Regions from separate parts of the Homo sapiens genome. Here region 1 is linked to region 2. Evidence: read pairs that join two places in POLR2A ChIA-PET (ENCODE). Cell type or tissue: OCI-LY7. All regions are shown on one strand. Each heading gives the region's core, and the rest is flanking DNA. Links, peaks and the distances in the headings are about the cores only. Region 1 holds the start of LOC101927890 (a long non-coding RNA gene). Region 2 overlaps IGF2BP3 (insulin like growth factor 2 mRNA binding protein 3).

The links. Peaks named below come from ENCODE experiments on the same cell type or tissue, not always from the same donor. Only the 100,000 strongest peaks of a DNase experiment are listed, where the experiment ranks them.
Region 1: POLR2A ChIA-PET joins it to region 2 with 6 read pairs; 2 of 35 experiments call an interaction of 5 or more read pairs at or near these places.

Annotation. Positions count from the first base shown.
Region 1 is chr7:23,211,068-23,219,657 of GRCh38, reverse strand. It overlaps LOC101927890 (a long non-coding RNA gene), which reads right to left and starts at 5,583. Exons shown (of 2, transcript XR_242147.3): 1 at 5,488-5,583. In OCI-LY7, for the core only: no CTCF peak of the experiment used is centred there; no DNase peak of the experiment used is centred there.
Region 2 is chr7:23,428,152-23,436,741 of GRCh38, reverse strand. All of the region lies in intron 2 of IGF2BP3 (insulin like growth factor 2 mRNA binding protein 3), which reads left to right. Among named protein-coding and RNA genes, the nearest start is that of SNORD65C, 36 kb to the right of the region's middle. RefSeq lists an enhancer at 925-1,426. In OCI-LY7, for the core only: CTCF peaks have their summits at 5,310, 6,244 (motif pointing left) and 7,615; DNase peaks (open chromatin) are centred at 5,111 and 6,251; H3K4me3 peaks cover 1,038 bases; H3K27ac peaks cover 1,379 bases.

The sequences.
Region 1 (8,590 bases), core at 240-8,239, 220 kb after region 2:
TTTTCTCCCATTTTCTGGTTTGTCTGTTTTCTTGTTTTTTTTTTGTTTTTGTTTTTTGTTTTGAGATGGAGTCTCGCTCTGTCACCCAGGCTGGAGTGCAGTGGTAAGATCTCGGCTCACTGCAACCTCTGTCTCCTGGGTTCAAGCAATTCTCCCACCTCAGTCTCCCGAGTAGCTGGGATTACAGGCGTGCGCCACCATGCCCAACTAATTTTGTATTTTTAGTTTCACTATGTTGGCCAGGCTGGTCTTGAACTCCCGACCTCAGGCGATCCACCCACCTCAGCCTCCCAAAGTGTAAAGATTACAGGCGTTAGCCGCCGCATCTGGCCCGTCTCTGTTTTCGTAATGGTATCTTTCAATGAGCAAGAGTTTTAAATGTTAATAAAGTCCAATTTATCAAGTTAGTAGGAAAATTCCATGCTTTTATTTGTTCTATATAGGAAATCCTTGCCTTCCACCAAGTCACAAAGACTTTCATCTGTCTTCTTCCAAGAATTTTAATAGTAATTTTAGCTTCTGTATTTAGTTCCATGCAGGTCTATGATTCAATTAGAGTTAACTTCTGATCGATGTCCATTTTTTCCATATGGGTAACCTAACCTTAACTTATGTGGATATATAATAACATCTCAAATATCAAGTGTCCAAAATTAAACTCCAATTTTCATTCCTCTCTATCTCTAATACGCCACTTAATCCTTCCACAAGTGCTGCTGCAGCCACTGCTCCCTCCCTGACTTCACCCCCTAGCACCAACCCCACTCTGCTCAAGGTCCCCACAGTCTCCTGCTATGCTTCAAGCCCACCAGGCTCTCTGACCTCAGGGCCTGTGCACTAGCCACCATTCCCCCAGGAATTTGCCTGGCTCGCTTCCTGACTTCTTCGTATTCTGCCCAAATGCCCCTTTTCAGTGAGATCGTCATTGACACCCTTATTGGTAATAGCAATAGCCACACCTAGTATAACCTATTTCCTTTCATGTTTATTTTTTAACATAGCACTTATTATTTTCCTAGATACAAGATGGTTGACTCATTTAAAAACAGACTGTCTTCCATAAATAGTATATGAGCTCCACAAGAGCAGGGATTTGGGTCTGTTTTATTCTTGACTGTCTCCCTAGCCCCAAGAGCAGTGCCTGACCTAGCTGGCATTCAATAAACATGCATTGAATGAACGAACAGTTCTGATTCTTTGGTGGTTCCTGCTCTAGACCTCCTGTAAACGTCCTGAGCTTTGGGGCCTGGCTACATCTAGCCTGGGAGGTGGAGCTGGGCCCACCCGGGTCTGAGGTGGCAGAGAAGCATCTAATGGGGCAGGATCCTCCCACCAGTGGCTGCCTGTCACCCAGAGACTGACCTTCCTCCTCCAGCTCTCATTAAAACACTCTGTTAGACCAAGTGGGGCTACATGCCACTGTCCCTGTTCTCCCCAATATTTCTTGCAGGAGATTGTTATGGGGAAGCACCCTGAATAACTCAAATAATAAAGCTTCCTATGCAAAAACTGCAGGGGGTACTGGGCTTTAGGATGTGATTGGTGGTGGGGGTTTGTTTACTCATTTACTTTTCTGTCAGCCTTGTAATGTGAGGTGTGGAGCCAAAAATTAACTTGTTATGAGAAATAAAGTAGTATTTCTCCCACACCCGAGTTTGGGATTTGAGAGACATAGTCTTTAGGAACCTGTTTGCAGTCTGGGGCTCAGCAGAATGCAGGTTGGCTTGACCTTCTCTTCAGGCTGTGTCCTCACCAGGTTCTTTGACTTTTCATGAGGACATATCTCCTGCCTAGGGCCAGCAACATAGAGGTGTGACTTGTGCAGTCCCACAGGGCCCCACTCTTAGAAACGAGCTTCGGTTGGTTTAATGCTCTGTTGTCACCATCTTGATATTCCTAATTTTTGAACAAGGAACCCTGTATTTTCATTTTGCCCTGGATCTCACAATTCATGCAGCCAGTCCTAACCCTGCCTCTCGCTCAGCACCTTTAAGCACACAGCACCAAAGCCCAGCAGTTATTAATATGCTTTCCTGAACTCACTGATGCTGCAGAGCTTGCTCAGTGATAATAGGTCTGACCACCCATCAGGCCCTCCAAAACCCACTCAGCTAACAAGCTGAGATGGGTCCCCAAAGGGCATCATCTTGGCTCCCTGTAGAACTGATTTCCCATGCTCACTTTGGCCTGAAGCGCCCTATTCTGCAAAAGGACATCATATGAAATAGCCCTGGGAAGTCACTGTGGTCCATCCAAAGGAATTCACTGAGGATCCTTTTGAAGGCATTACATGTACGTGAGAAATTTCTCTCTGATCTCAGCATACAGAATGCTTAGCCTTCTCCTGAGCAGTTGTATTCTCTTTTCAGAAAAAAAGTACTAGCGGCTGGGCACGGTGGCTCACGGCTGTAATCCCAGCACTTTGGGAGGCCAAGGTGGGTGGATAACTTGAAGCCAGGAGTTCGAGACCAGACTGGGCAACATGGTGAAACCCCCGCCTCTACTAAAAATACAAAAATTAGCCGGGCACGGTGGCGCATGCCTGTAGTCCCAGATACTGGGTGGCTGAGGCACAAGAATCACTTGAATCCCGGAGGCCGAGGCTGCAGTGAGCCAAGATCGTGTCACTACACTCAAGACTGGGTGACAGAGCAGAACTCTGTCTCAAAAAAAAGAAAGAAAGAAATTAGGGACACTGTGAGCCACAGAGCTCACTGTTGCCTTCATTATCTTGCTATTAGGAAGCTAAGAACCAACTCTGCCAGCACTGCCAGTAAGCATAGAGCCCACAGAGCACACATTTTGTGGCTTCATTTTCTTTTTCCTGTCCTCATTTTCCTTTTGCCTCTGTTTTCTCATCCACTTGTCTAAAGTTTTATTTTATTGTGTATATTTTCTTTTCTTTTTTTTTTTTGCATAGTCTTGCTCTGTCACCAAGGCTGGAGGGCAGTGGTATGATATTGGCTCACTGCAACCTCCACCTCCTGGGCTCAAGTGATCCTCCCACCTCAGCCTCGTGAGTAGCTGGGACTACAGGCGCACACTGCCATGCCCAGCTATTATGTTGCCCAGGCTGGTCTCAAACTCTTGAGCTCAAGTGATCCGCCTACCTTGACCTCCCAAAGTGCTGGGATTATAGGCGTGAACCACCACACCCAGCCTGTATATATTTTCATAAGTCATCTCACACCTTTTCTAGAAAAAATAATCAAAAATTATTAATACTAAAATAAATCAAATCCTGCAGAATTAAGCCTCTCTTCCCATAAAATCCCTATAACATAAAAAGATGTTTCAAGACTTGCTCACTTAAACTGAATTGCCCACAACAGAATTCTGGCACAACAGTGACTGGAGTCATGGGATTTGCTCTGCAGGGACCTGAGCCTGGTGTTGAAATGCTTCCAGGCCGGCAAGACCCCGTGACACCCTGAAGTCAGCTGCTTAGGGCTCTTGGAGAGGAGATCACTACCACCCTCTTCCTCTTTTTTAAAAGCAAAACAAACCCAAATCAACTCACTGGCCACTGGACAGATAAATGCTCCATGGCCTTTTCTGATACCCAAACACAATGCAATTAATCTAGCAGGTGGATTCTGCCTCACTGCCTCACTGTGTATATATATATACACACATACATTACTGTAAACAGACATCACTGAATATCATAAACGTAACTGACCAAAAAAATGAATAAAATTAGCAAACACTTGTATATTGATTCCACCTTCTTAATTAAGTAATGGAAGTAGGTCAGCTGGTTTTTCATCTGCTTCAAGCATCATTTACTTAGAGATTTTGTTTTAAGTTGAATAACTTTTCCTTCTGAACTCCTCTCTTCTAAAATCTCATGAGTAAATGGGGATTAGGTAGTTACGCTAAGTTAAAGTGCTATTTTCAAAGAATAAAGAATAGCTAATGTATGTAGATCTACAAAAAAAAATTAGGTTTGGGAAAACCAAATAATCATAGGGTAGAGCCTTTTACACCATTCCAGTTTCTGTTTCTAGGTTTCTTCTGATAAAATTGAGCCTTTAAAACAAGTATGTTTACTAACACCAGTAGGGCAATGTTTGTAATGCCCTTTAGAAACAAAGCTGGCAGTAGGCCGGGCGCAGTGGCTCATGACTGTAATCCCAGCACTTTGGGAGGCCGAGGCGGGTGGTCACCTGAGGTCGGCAGTTCGAGACCAGCCTGACCAACGTGGGGAAACCCTGTCTCTACCAAAAATACAAAAAATTAGCCGGGCGTGGTGGCACATGCCTGTAATCCCAGCTACTTGGGAGGCTGAGGCAGGAGAATCGCTTGAACCCAGGAGGCGGAGGTTGCAGTGAGCCGAGATCGCGCCATTGCACTCCAGCCTGGGCAACAAGAGTGAAACTCCATCTCAAAAAAAAAAAAAAAAAAAAAGAAAAAAAGAAAAAATGCTGGCTGTTGTATCATGTTCTGTATTTATTTTATAAATAGTACTTGTTCGTTCAGTTTACCAACCGCCAGTAAAATAAAGTTTTATTCATAAAATAACAGTAAATGTTGTGGCCTGAGGGAAACTGTACTCCAAAGTGGGCTGGAAGGAATCCCTGTGGCGTTAAGAATGCTGATGGAGAAGGGTGGGGAACCTGACAGAAGAAGCTGGAGAGAATATTTTCAGGCTGTGTTTTCACACCATGCTGGGCACACAGGGAGAAGGGGGAAGAGAACCTCTATGTAAGGTTTGGAAAATGGGGTTGGTGGTGTTTTGTCATGGCACAACTCAAGATAGAAAGGCAAAAGAGAAAAAAATTAGAAAAATAATTTTTCTGCAAGATCAATAAAAAGCTTATTTATCAGCAACAAAACAAGGATAGGAGGTATAGCCAGGCTTTACCTGGAGACCTGGGTGGTGTTAGAGCTGAGCTCTAGGGCTAGCCCAGAGAAGTTTGTAAAATGATGCTAATTAGTTAATTGGGCACGAGAAGCAGAAAGGACACATGACAGATTTCTGAGAGATACTGCATTTAGTCAGCTAGAAGCTCTAATTCATGGCTTCAGGGTGAAGATTTGGTGAGATAAGGGCATTGTGGGAAGGCAGGACCATTCAGCACAAAGCTAGGAGCCAAGGGGAGAGCTGAAGAAGCCAGGCAGGTATCTGGGGCCTCACCCCCGCGGCGATGGAGGTGGGGGCTGAGGCGGCAGCTTTCTCTGGCTTGAATCATAGCAGCCTACAGAAAATGGCAAAAGAAGGGAAATTGGAAATTTCAAGGGTTTGCCAGTTCTTTGTGAACTGTTATGGTGGAAGCAGGGGCTACAGGGTAGAGCTAAGAGAGTGCTGCGCCTGCCCCAGGAACAGGAGAGGCCCCCTGCCCCCACCAGGAATGTCAGGGGACCATCAGGTGATGGTCAAGCGGTTGTTAAGCTGTCTCTCTAAAATAATAATTGGTCGCAGTGCCAGGGAAAGGTTGTCTCCCAATAAATAGAAACATCTGAAATTGGTGATTAGCAACTTACGAATAAGATATCAGGAGTTGGGTGAGTGGACTCAAGCATGCCCACTAAGAGGCAAAATGGCGTAGTTTAACTGGTTTAGCTTCCTCTGGTAGCACTGCGCTGGTAAGGGAAGAACGCCTCAAGTGAGCATGCGTACAACCTCAGTAAACATACTGCGCATGCTTCCCCCCGCCCAGGTGCTGGCCGACCACCACGCATGCGGACAGCCCAACCTAAGGGAAGGATCAGGGGAGAAGAGATGCAACCCCCAGAAGCATACCAACATATAAAACCCCAAGTCAAAGGTCAAACAGCACACTTGACTCTCTCAAGTTGTCCGCTTGGCCCTCTTCCAAGTGTACTTCACTTTCTTTCATTCCCGCCATAAAACTTTTTAATAAACTTTCACTACTGTTGTAAAACTTGCCTTGGTCTCTCACTCTACCTTATGCCCCCTTGGTCGAATTCTTTCTTCTGAGGAGGCAAGAACTGAGGTTGTTGCAGACCTGTATGGATTCACTGCTGGTAACAACTTGACAATTAAAAAATAAATTTAGGGGCAGGGCATGGTGGCTCACACCGGTAATCCCTCACGCCGGTAATGTCAGCACTTTAGGAGGCCAAGGCAGGCAGATCACTTGAGGTCAGGAGTTCAGGACCAGCCTGGCCAACATGGCAAAACTCGGTCTCTACTAAGAGTACAAAAATTAGCCGGGCGTGGTGGCATACACCTATAGTCCCAGCTACTCGGGAGGTTGAGGCAGGAGAATGGCTTGAACCTGGGAGAAGGAGGTTGCAGTGAGCTGAGATTGTGCCACTGTACTCCAGCCTGGGTGACAGAGACTGTATTTCAAAAAACTAATAAATAAATAAATATAGGCCTGGTGTGGTGGCTCATGCCTGTAATCTCAGCACTTTGGGAGGATGAAATGGGAGGAATGCTTGATGCTAGGAGTTCAAGACCAGCTTGGGCAACAAAACAAGATCCTATCTCTAAAAACAAAATTTTAAACATTTAGAGGACGCTTCAAAGAGCCCCTTTGTCCACAGTTGAACTACATTTGGTGAACTGAAGACAGGGAAGAAAGAGTCTAGACATTACGGCCTCCATGGTCCCCTCCCCCTCCTCTTCCTCATAGTGATCACACGAACCTAACAATGTGACATGTTCGTGGTGTGATGGAAAGTTCTTTAAAGCACAATTCAGCAGTCATGTGCTTGAGGGTGGCAAATAAAGAACTTGTATGTGTGTATGTGTGTGCAAGAAAGAAAGTTCATCCTGACATTAATTGTGTTAGTAAATTGCTAGAAAAACCCAAGTGTCCATCATTAAGGGAGAAGTTAAATTCATTATAAGACAGTTAGGCACTGGGATACTATTCAGCTGTTAAAACGAGCAAGGTAGATCTCTGTATCACGGTTGGATCAGGATATCAGAAGAGCCTCTGTGTATTCCATTTAGGAGACTTTTACTGTAGGGAGTTATTGGAAAGGCTGAAAGAGTGGAGGTCAGGGAAGCTGCTGCTGGTGACCTCAGCCTGAAGGACCAATGTGAGAGGTTCACACAGGTTATAGAAGTGAACTGGGGCCTGCTCCTCCAGTGCAGTAAAACCAGATACTCACACTGAGGTTTTTGCAGTGATAGAAAAGAAGGCATTTACTGCAGGGTGCCAAGCAAGGGAAATCGTCAGCTTATGCTTAAGTCTCTAACTCCTTGATGGCTTGCAGGTAAGGTTTTTAAGGGCAGGGGTAAATGTCAGGAAAACAGAAGCTACAGGCAAATCATAAATCAATACATGGAGGCTCCACATTGATTTTGGCCGAAAAGGGTGAGATATATTGAAGCTAGGGGCTTACATGTCATAGGTAGATTTAAACATCTTCTGGTTTGCAATTGGCTAAGGAAGAGAAACTTTGTTTAAAAATGTAAAGCCAGTAGAGTTAACTGGTTAGGGGGAGTGACTTTCTCCAAGCCCTTCAGGAAAAAACTTAGAACAAAGGACAATAAAGTTTAGTCTTCATTTCCCCCTTATCTGGGGTCTACCTGCCATGCCCCTGATCAGTTTGGGGGGTCCTCAGTTAGGGGGTCCAAGCCTCTGAAAGACAACTCAGGGACATACGTGAAGATACTATCTTTAATTTCTATAGGGAAAGCAAACATCTCTGGGACTCCAACTTCTTTAGCTGTTGTTTTAGGCTACTATCACCTTCTTGTTTAACAAGTTATTTATTTACTTCTCAGGGCTAGCTAGGCGCCTGGAATTTCCCCTGAAGGAACTTAAGATTTATTTCCATGCTTACGGTCCACAGGCCTCTAAAAAAAGGGAGGGTCCGTGCTCCACCTCACACAAGGTTGTGGCGGGCCGCTGGAACCTCATGTCTCCCACATGCCTAGAGGGAGCAGCCTCCAGAGGAGAATGGCATCTCTCCTTCCTTCTTGCAGATATTGAGCAGGAACCTTTTGCAGGCCAACTTGAATCCGGAACCATGGGATGATAGGGACTCTGGGAAATGTAGTTCCGGCGTCTCACCTGGGAGCCCGCAGAGTGGGTACTGGTGATGGACAGTTAACTGCAGACTGCCCGTGCAGTCTGAGCGTGCTGCGAGGAAAAGGGATGAATGCCCACCAGACTTCACAGCGATGACCTCTTGGGAGGGGGATTTCAAATGGGAAGGGAGAAGAGGCTATGAAGAGAGAGAGCTATCCTCTCTCTTTTTCTTTTCTTTTCTTTCTTTCTTTCTTTCTTTCTTTTTCCCTCCCTCCCTCCCTCTCTCTCTCTCTCTCTCTCTATTTATTTTGAGACGAAGTCTCGCTCTGTCGCCCAGGCTGGAGTGCAGTGGCGCGATCTTGGCTCACTGCAAGCTCTGCCTCTCGGGTTCACGCCATTCTCCTGCCTCAGCCTCCCAAGTAGCTGGGACCAATGAATGCTGGGGACAATAGAGGAAGTCCCAGAGAGGATGCTTTCTGGCCCAGCTTGGGTCATGTGTCCTTCCATGACTGGGTGAAGAGGGAGACCAGGGAATGCAGGAGAAGAGGGTGTTGATTGTGAGTGCCACCCAGCATGTGTGGAGGGCTGGCCTTGGAGTGCAGGTGACAGTGACCAGTGTCCTCTGTGATGCCTTC
Region 2 (8,590 bases), core at 130-8,129:
TAATGTAACAATCTTAGAAAATTCTAGTTTTTTTGTGGTATAGGAAATACTAATATCATCTCAGGTTATGTGCATGGAAAGTATTTAACATCTCTTTACTACCAGATAGTCATGTAAAGTTAAATTATATTTTTCTCTTAAAAATTCCTTCTTCTGGGTACTAACAAGCCCAGAGTTTGATTTTAATGGAATTTAACATTTGTGTCGATGGTGACTTCTAGATTTAAGAGAGTAGGGAAAAACAGTGGAAATTTTAAAAGTACCACAGAGGAGATAATGGTATAATAAATCCTCCTATACTGATCACCTAGCTTCAAGAATCACCAAATGATGACTGGCTTTGATTCATCTCTGTGCCTCAATGCCACACCTCCCCAAATTATTTCAAAACAAATTGAAGACAGCAAGCTTTTTACATTCCTAATTCTTCAGCATGTATCTCTAAAAGACAGACTTTTAAAAAGCATAGACATTATCATTACATATTAAAAAACATGACACTAACTCACTGGTATTAAATATTCCAATTTTCCTGATTAGTTTTTTCCATTGTATTTGAATTGGGATTTAAATAAGTTTCTTCCATTATGATTGGTTAATAGGTCTTAAGTTTGTTTTACTTAATGTCAAGGATTCCCTCCTCCTTTTTTCACTTTGAAATTTATTTGTTAAAAAATTTAGATGTTGGCCGGGCATGTGGCTCATGCCTGTTCTCCCAGTACTTTGGGAGGCCGAGGCAGGTGGATCACTTGCGGTCAGGAATTCCAGACCAGCCTGGCCAACATGGTAAAACCCCGTCTCTACTAAAAATACAGTATTAGCCAGGCATGGTGGCACACGCCTGTAATTCCAATGACTCAGGAGGCTGAGGCACAAGAATCACTTGAACCTGGGAAGTGGAGGTTGCAGTGACCTGAGATTGCACCACTGCCCTCCAGCCTGGGCTGCAGAGCGAGACTGTCTCAAAAAACAAACAAAGACAAAAAGGCCAGGCACAGTGGCTCACGCCTGTAATCCCAGCACTTTGGGAGGCCGAGGTGGGTGGATCATGAGGTCAGGAGATCGAGACCATCCTGGCCAACATGGTGAAACCTCATCTTTACTAAAAATACAAAAAAATTAGCCGGGCGTGGTGGTGGGCGCCTGTAATCCCAGCTACTCGGGAGGCTGAAGCAGGAGAATCGCTTGAACCCAGGAGGCGGAGGTTGTGGTGAGCTGTGAGATCATGCCCCTGCACTCCAGCCTGGGCGACAGAGCGAGACTCCGTCTCAAAGAAAAGAAAAAAAAAAAAACTTTAGATGTTTGTGCTGGAGAGTTTCCCAGGTCTGGATGTTGCTGACAGTGTTTCTGTGGTGTATTTTTATATGTAATTCTGTTCTCAGAAGACATGATAGGGCTAGAGACTTCATCATTTTCAGGATTTTTTTTTTTTTTTTTTTTTTTTTTTTTGAGACAGAGTCTTGCTCTGTCGCCTGGGCTGGAGTGCAATGGTGCGATCTTTGTTCACTGCAACCTCCGCCTCCCGGGTTCAAGCGATTCTCCTGCCTCAGCCTCCTGAGTAGCTGGGACTACACGTACCCGCCACCACACCTGGCTAATTTTTGTACTTTTAGTAGAGATGGGGTTTCACCATGTTAGCCAGGATGGTCTCATCTCCTGACCTCGTGATCCACCTGCCTCGGCCTCTCAAAGTGCTAGGATTACAGGCAGGAGCCACCACGCCTGGCCCATTTTCAGGATTTTTGTGTTTAATTGGCAAATATGTCATAGGTGAGAAAAGGGAAAATTTTAATACTTTGGCCAAGGTTTTATTCATTCAAGGAAATGATGGATTAATGTGACTGAGTTCAAATTTGGGAAAATACTGATGTAGTTGGGGAAGCATGTTGCACTTAAGTGAAAGTTTTTTTTTAACTTGTTTGTCCTTAAGTGTGGTAAACATACCTGTTCTATCTCACTAGAAGGAAAAAGAGCTTAGTAATCAGGAACAATTTGCTGCTATTGGAGACTGGTAACGTAGCATTGCATTTGCATTGTGTTTTCTGCTAGGAGAAGGGTTATCTACAAAGCCTAGTGAAATTATATCTTGGGAGAAAAGAAAGAGTTGAGTTACCTAGGATGAGGAATGTCAGGCAGAAATATTTAGATCAAACTTGTCAACCTTTTGTTTTGTTGATACATTGGAGTTCTCAGAGTGCGTGAAACTGAGAATTCTCATACTGAGTTTCTTGAACACAATTATTTGCTTATTTTCTTTGCCTACTTGTAGAAAACATTAAAAATGGAAATATAAACAAGTCTGGCTGTGTAAGTCTACCTCTGGGAAACAGTCTTCAAGCTTTGGGGTGGTGAGATTATTATAGTTTCTAAAGTTGATGAGAAGGTGGTATAATTTGATAATGATCAACTGCAACTTTCCCACGAACAAAAACAAACCCAAGGATCTGCCTTGTCTAAGAACCACATCCACTTAGCAGTAATACGAAATAAAAACTGTTAATGTAGACATACCCCGTATTCAAAATACAGTGGTTTTAAAAGTTTAGTAATCTTAAAACACCTCTTCTTGCAGGTACAGTTTTAGTGATGGTTACTTTTATGTGGAAAATACGTATTCCATATAAAACTTTTTCTTTTTTTTTTTTTTTTTAATTTTAATTTTTCCAGACAGAGTCTCACTCTGTCTCCCAGGCTGGAGTGCAGTGGCACAATCTTGTCTCACTGTAACCTCTGCCTTCCAGGTTTAAGCGATTCTCTTGCCCCAGCCTCCCAAGTAGCTGGGATTACAGGCACACGCCTCCGTGATGCCCGGCTAATTTTTGTATTTTTAGCAGAGATGGGCTTTCGCCATGTTGGCCAGACTGGTCTTGAACTCTTGATCTCAGATGATCCTCCCGCCTCGGCCTCCCAAAGTGCTGGGTTTATAGGCATAAGCCACTGTGCCCGGCCTAAAACTTTTTCTTGATTGTTCTTCAAATTCCCTTGACAAACAAATTAAATTTAATCAATTAGTTTTAGATAAGCTCTGTTCAATAGAAATACATGAACTAAATATATATGATTTTAACTTTTTAGTAGCCACATTAAGTAAAACAAAGGCCCAGTGTGGTGATGTGTGCCTGTATCCTAGCTGACTGGGAGGCTGAGGTGGGAGAATTGCTTGAGCCCAAGAGGTTGAGGCTGCAGTGAGCTATGGTCGTGCCACTACAGTTTGGGCGAGAGAGCAAAAACCCTGTCTCAAAAAAAAAAAAAAAATTAGTTATTATATACAACCTAATATATCTAAAATGTAACAGTATAATAAATTGTTGAGAAATTTTGCTTTTTTTGGTATTGAATCTTCAACATCTGTATGTATTTTATCCTTACAGAACGATTCAATTCAGACTAGCCACATTTCAAGTAGTTAGACACATGTGGCTAGTGGCTTCTTTATTGGACAGAGCAGCTTAAGATGTACGGTTTCTAAAAATCACTGTTTAAAAATATCTTGTTGCTGGGAAAAAAATATAATGATATTTATAAAACTAGTTTTAGCTATGGAAAAGTATGGGAATAATTAATTTTCAGTGCTACTCAAGCATGTTAGAGGTTTTATATCCAAGTTCTTTATTCCTTTCTTACCACTCTAATTTTTTAGGAAGATAAGTACAATTTACTATATTGTGTTAATATTAAGACTTTTGAAAGAGCTATGCTTTTAGGTCATACAGGCAGTGAGGCTTTTATTTAAATAGTAACTGTTCAACTGCGTGTGTTTCTGTGGTTGTAATACTGGTGGTGACTTTTTAGTTTAAAGGCACATATACAGGCTGGGCGCAGTGGCTCATGCCTGTAATCCTAGCAGTTTGGTAGGCCGAGGCAAGTGGATTGCTTGAGCCCAGGACCAGTCTGGGCAACGTGGTGAAACCACAGCTTATGAAAAATACAAAAATTAGCTGGGTGCGGTAGCGCATGCCTGTAGTCCCAGCTACTTGAGGGGCTGAGGCAGGAGGATCTCATGAACCTCGGAGGTTGAGGCTGCAATGGGCAGAGATCATGCCGTTTGCACTCCAGTCTGAGCAACAGAGCAAGACCCTCTCTCCACCAAAAAAAAAAAAAAATTAAAAAATGAAGCACATTTACTTAGTTAAAATCTCAGTATGAAGACTATAAAAATCTTTGGTTATTTAGGGATCAAGGATTAGTTTGTGCCCTGTTTTTTTTGTTTGTTTGTTTTTTTCCTGTTTGACATTCTACATTAAGATGTGCGTGCCCTTCTAGTAGTCACATTAAGAAGTAAAACAAAGGCCCAGTGTGATGATGTGTGCCTGTATCAATTGTCTTTCGAACAGTGTTAGGTTTTCCTAACTTGCACATGTCCTAAGGAAGTATAAAAACTTTGACTATGTTTCTTCAAGGAACATTTAATCTTCTAAAAGAAAGACATAGCAGTGTGTAAATGCAAGCAAACAATAGTAGTAAGAGAGTACGTAGAAAAACATTCAGTCTTTTTTGGACTCTTCTAGTGCATACTCATGGCGTCAGTCAAGTTTTCATCCATGCACGTCTGGCTGTCAGACTCTGTTCTACATAGATGGAGATAACGTGTGCAAATGTAAAAGATAAAATATACCTCTGTTTTAGTTAACGGGACTAAAACATAGCTGTTACCATGGAGATCTGGGAGCTGGGGATAATGGAAAAAACCATGTTTAGATTCTCACTTAGAACTGTGATGTAAAGAGACTTTGTTCCCTTGCTCATTGTTTAAGTAATATTGAATAATTGCCTGAGATGAGCTAAGCAATCTGTTAACCAGTGGAATGTGCAACAGTGAATAAAACAAGTAATTTTGCCTTTGAGACTCGCCCTGTTAACTATACCACAGTGGCCACCAATCCATAAGAGAGAGAGAGAATGTGTGTGTGTGGGTTGGCGGGGGAGGGGCCAAGTTCCCCTGCCCCACCCCCAGAAATTACGATTTAAGTCTGTTTTGGGGCCCTGGAATCTGCATTTTAGTTAGTCCCTTGTGGTGATTCTAACATAGGTGGTTCTCGGACCATAATTGAAGGACATCTCTTTATTTTACGGTGTAGGGGACCTTGTAATCTTTTTTTTTTCCCCCTTCCTTCCTCCTGTTCAGTTCACTAGAATCTGGCATTCTTTTTAACTGTTGCAGGAAGTATGCTTTTCTTTAGTGTACCTGTGACCCTCTGTTAATCCACTAGATGCAATGCCATCTTTCATAGGGATTTTTGACCTGGGTCTACCTGTGTTACTCCTAAGTTATGTTTCCTCCTTTCCACTTTTACAGATACTTATTTAAGACTGACCTAAAGTATCTAGTTTCTTCTGCTAAACTATAAAATCTATAGGAATTTTATAGGGGGATGGAGAACTGATGTCACAGAACTAGTTAGAACTGTTAGAATCTAGAATTGTTTTCCTCTTGGTTCATTCTGATATTATGCTGCTGGCTAGAAACAATAGCTTATTTTTCCCTCAACAACTAGTAAAGTTCATTTTATAAAACACAAAAGCTAGAAGAAATGGAAAACTGCAGATGATTCTACCAGCCAGTGCTCATCACGGTCAGTATCGTAATGCTCTCTCTTCCTTACTTCTGTTAATGTTCATGTGTATGTGTGTATGTACAGATATGTACATTTTGTTCCTGGTTGGAATGTTCTTTTTGTGATAAAACCACGTATTTTAAAATGAGATCATATTCCATGTTCTCTTTTAGTGATGCACTTTTTTCAGTGAACAGTGTCATAAGCGCATGTCTTCATTAAATATTCTTTCATATTTATAATATCTCCATGAGATTTCATTCTGTGTATTGTAATTGAATCCCTTTTTCCTGGACCTCTAAGTTCTTCCTAGTTCTCCCTATTTACAGACAGCTAAGCCTTTGAGCGTGTTACAACTTTACCTAAGGAAATGATGTAAGAAAGATAATTCTTGAGTTAGAGGATAAGACACTGCCAAGTCAGCAATGAGGCAGAGTTATGCCAGTTGACATATAGACCAGGAATGTAAGACTGATCATTTTCCCAAGTATTTGCTTGGAGTACAGTATTAAACTTCTTGAAAATTGAGGTTGACCTTTTAAAGAGCTGATTCTTAACTGTATAAACCAAGAAAGAATAGGTGTAATTACAGTATAGCCATATTGAAATTAGCCAGGCTGAATGAAGTCCTCTTTGGACATAGGTTTAGTTCGGCACAGCTGGAATGAAAATTTGCAGCCGGTACAGAGTGCCACCAAGTGGCGGGTTGGAAAGCCCATGCTAGACTGCTTTGAGCCATAAGGCTTGGCTTTTTACTTGAAAATACCAGTCCAAATCCGAACCTTGTGTTCCAGTTTTTTTGCATAAGAAATAAGGCAGCTGGGCGCGGTGGCTCCTGCCTGTAATCCCGCCGAGGCGGGCGGATCACGAGGTCAGGAGTTCGAGACCAGCCTGGCCAGCATGGTGAAACCCCGTCTCTACTAAAAATACAAAAAATTAACTGGGCATGGTGGCGCGCGCCTGTAATCCCAGCTACTGAGGAAGCTGAGGCAGGAGAATCGCTTGAACCCGGGAGGTGGAGGTTGCAGTGAGCCGAGATCGTGCCACTGCACTCCAGCCTGGGTGACAGCGAGATTCCATCTCAAAAAAAAAAAAAAAAAGAGGCAAAGAAGAACATGTTACAAGTTAGACTTGGTTTTCTCCTTCTGTCATCAGCTGGTGTTAGCAGCATTATGTCAGTATCTGTCTTATAAAGCAGGGAAGCAGTGATTCCCACTTGATTTGTATGTAAGCATTGGTAGAAGGAAGGGGCTGAGACAGAGCCTTTTCCAGAGGAATAAGTTAAAGGTGCATCCAGGACTTACAGGTAATTTGGATGAAAGGTTGCAGGTCTAATACAGTTTTGTGTCTTGCATTGGGACTTGACTTGATATGACTAGCTTCAGAAGTACCTGAGGTGCCTATGTATATAATCTTTGTAATGCTTGAGACAACTGAGTAGTTGTGTTTTCCTCATAGTTGCCTTTCCTCTCTTCCTTCTTTCTTGGTATTAATATGTAAGCTTGTCCACTTAATTTCAATATTGAGTCGCCATATGTAAGTTATTGTGGTTTAAAGCTAAGGTGTAAAGGGAAAATATTGCTTAGGATTAGCATATATTTTTATCTTTTGAATTTCATGTGCAATCTATACTTTTTTGTGAAGTTATTTGGTATGGTTATGCTGTTGGTTGGATTATAAGTGAAATCAGTAAGACCGACTAGAGTATGGTTAGGAGGATAGAATCTGTGGCCAGAATGCTCAAATACATATGCTGACCCTGCCACACAGTAGCTGTGTGTGTATTCAGACAAATTAAATTACTTCTGCCTTTGTTTCCTAATCTGTAAAATGCCAACTCTGAGGGTTAAATGAGAAAATAAACATAAAGCACTTTTTTGGGTTCTTATTTCTATCTTTTGTCAGATTTTTTAGTGGAAGAAAATATGCAAATATAAGAGACTTTCTGTGAAATTCCAGTCATCCAAAATCTGAGTTGGAAATAATCAGTATGAACCCATGGTTTATTTTCTTTCCAAGTGTATTTTCTAGCTCTGGCTTGGAAGCAATAACCAATCTAATGAGTGCCTCTAGTGACCAGATTGTAGTCTCTCTGTACTTTTTCTGACTAAAAGGGATCAAGGATCCATGCTGATAAGGCTGATTATAGATGGGGGCAAGAAACATACAAGCTAAACCTAGAATATCACGTCATAACAGAAAGCAGAAATGCTCACAAATATTATTGGAGTCACATCAAAAGATGAAGGAGCTAACATGAAGAAGCCGTTTTGCTGGCCAAAGATGGGACAATTTGAGCATCAAAAAAGATTGATACAAGCAAAATATGTATGACTCTGAATTAATAATGATACTGAAGGAATGAAATATTTGATTGTCTTTGGGCAATGTCAGGTCCCTAACATGTTATTCTGAAAAATTTGAAATAATATCTTTGGACTCCTTTTTTTTTTTTTCCCCCTAAAAAAAAGAAAAAAAGAAAAAGAGGCTTGCTCTGTTGCTGAGGCTGGAGTGCAGTAGCATAGTCATAGCTTACTGTAGCCTCTCAACTTCGTGGGCCCAAGCGGTTTTCCCACCTCAGCCTCCCAAGTAGCTGGGACTACAAGTATGTACCACCATACCCATTAATTTTTAAAAATATATATTATATATATATATTTTTTTTTTCTTTTATACAGCATCAAAGAGAAGCCAATAATATTTTTTTCTTTTTTTGAGACGGAGTCTCTCTCTGTCGCCCAGGCTGGAGTGCAGTGGTGCGATCTCAGCTCACTACAACCTCCGCCTCCCGAGTTCAAGCGATTCTCCTGCCTCAGCCTCCTGAGTAGCTGGGATTATAGGCGCATGCCACCATGCTCGGCTAATTTTTTGTACTTTTTAGTAGAGATGGGGTTTCACCGTGTTAGCCAGGATGTTCTCAATCTCCTGACCTCGTGATCTGCCTGCCTTGGCCTCCCAAAGTGCTGGGATTACAGGCATGAGCCATTGCTTCTGGCTTTTTTTGTTTTTTGAGATGGAGTCTCACTCTGTCTCTT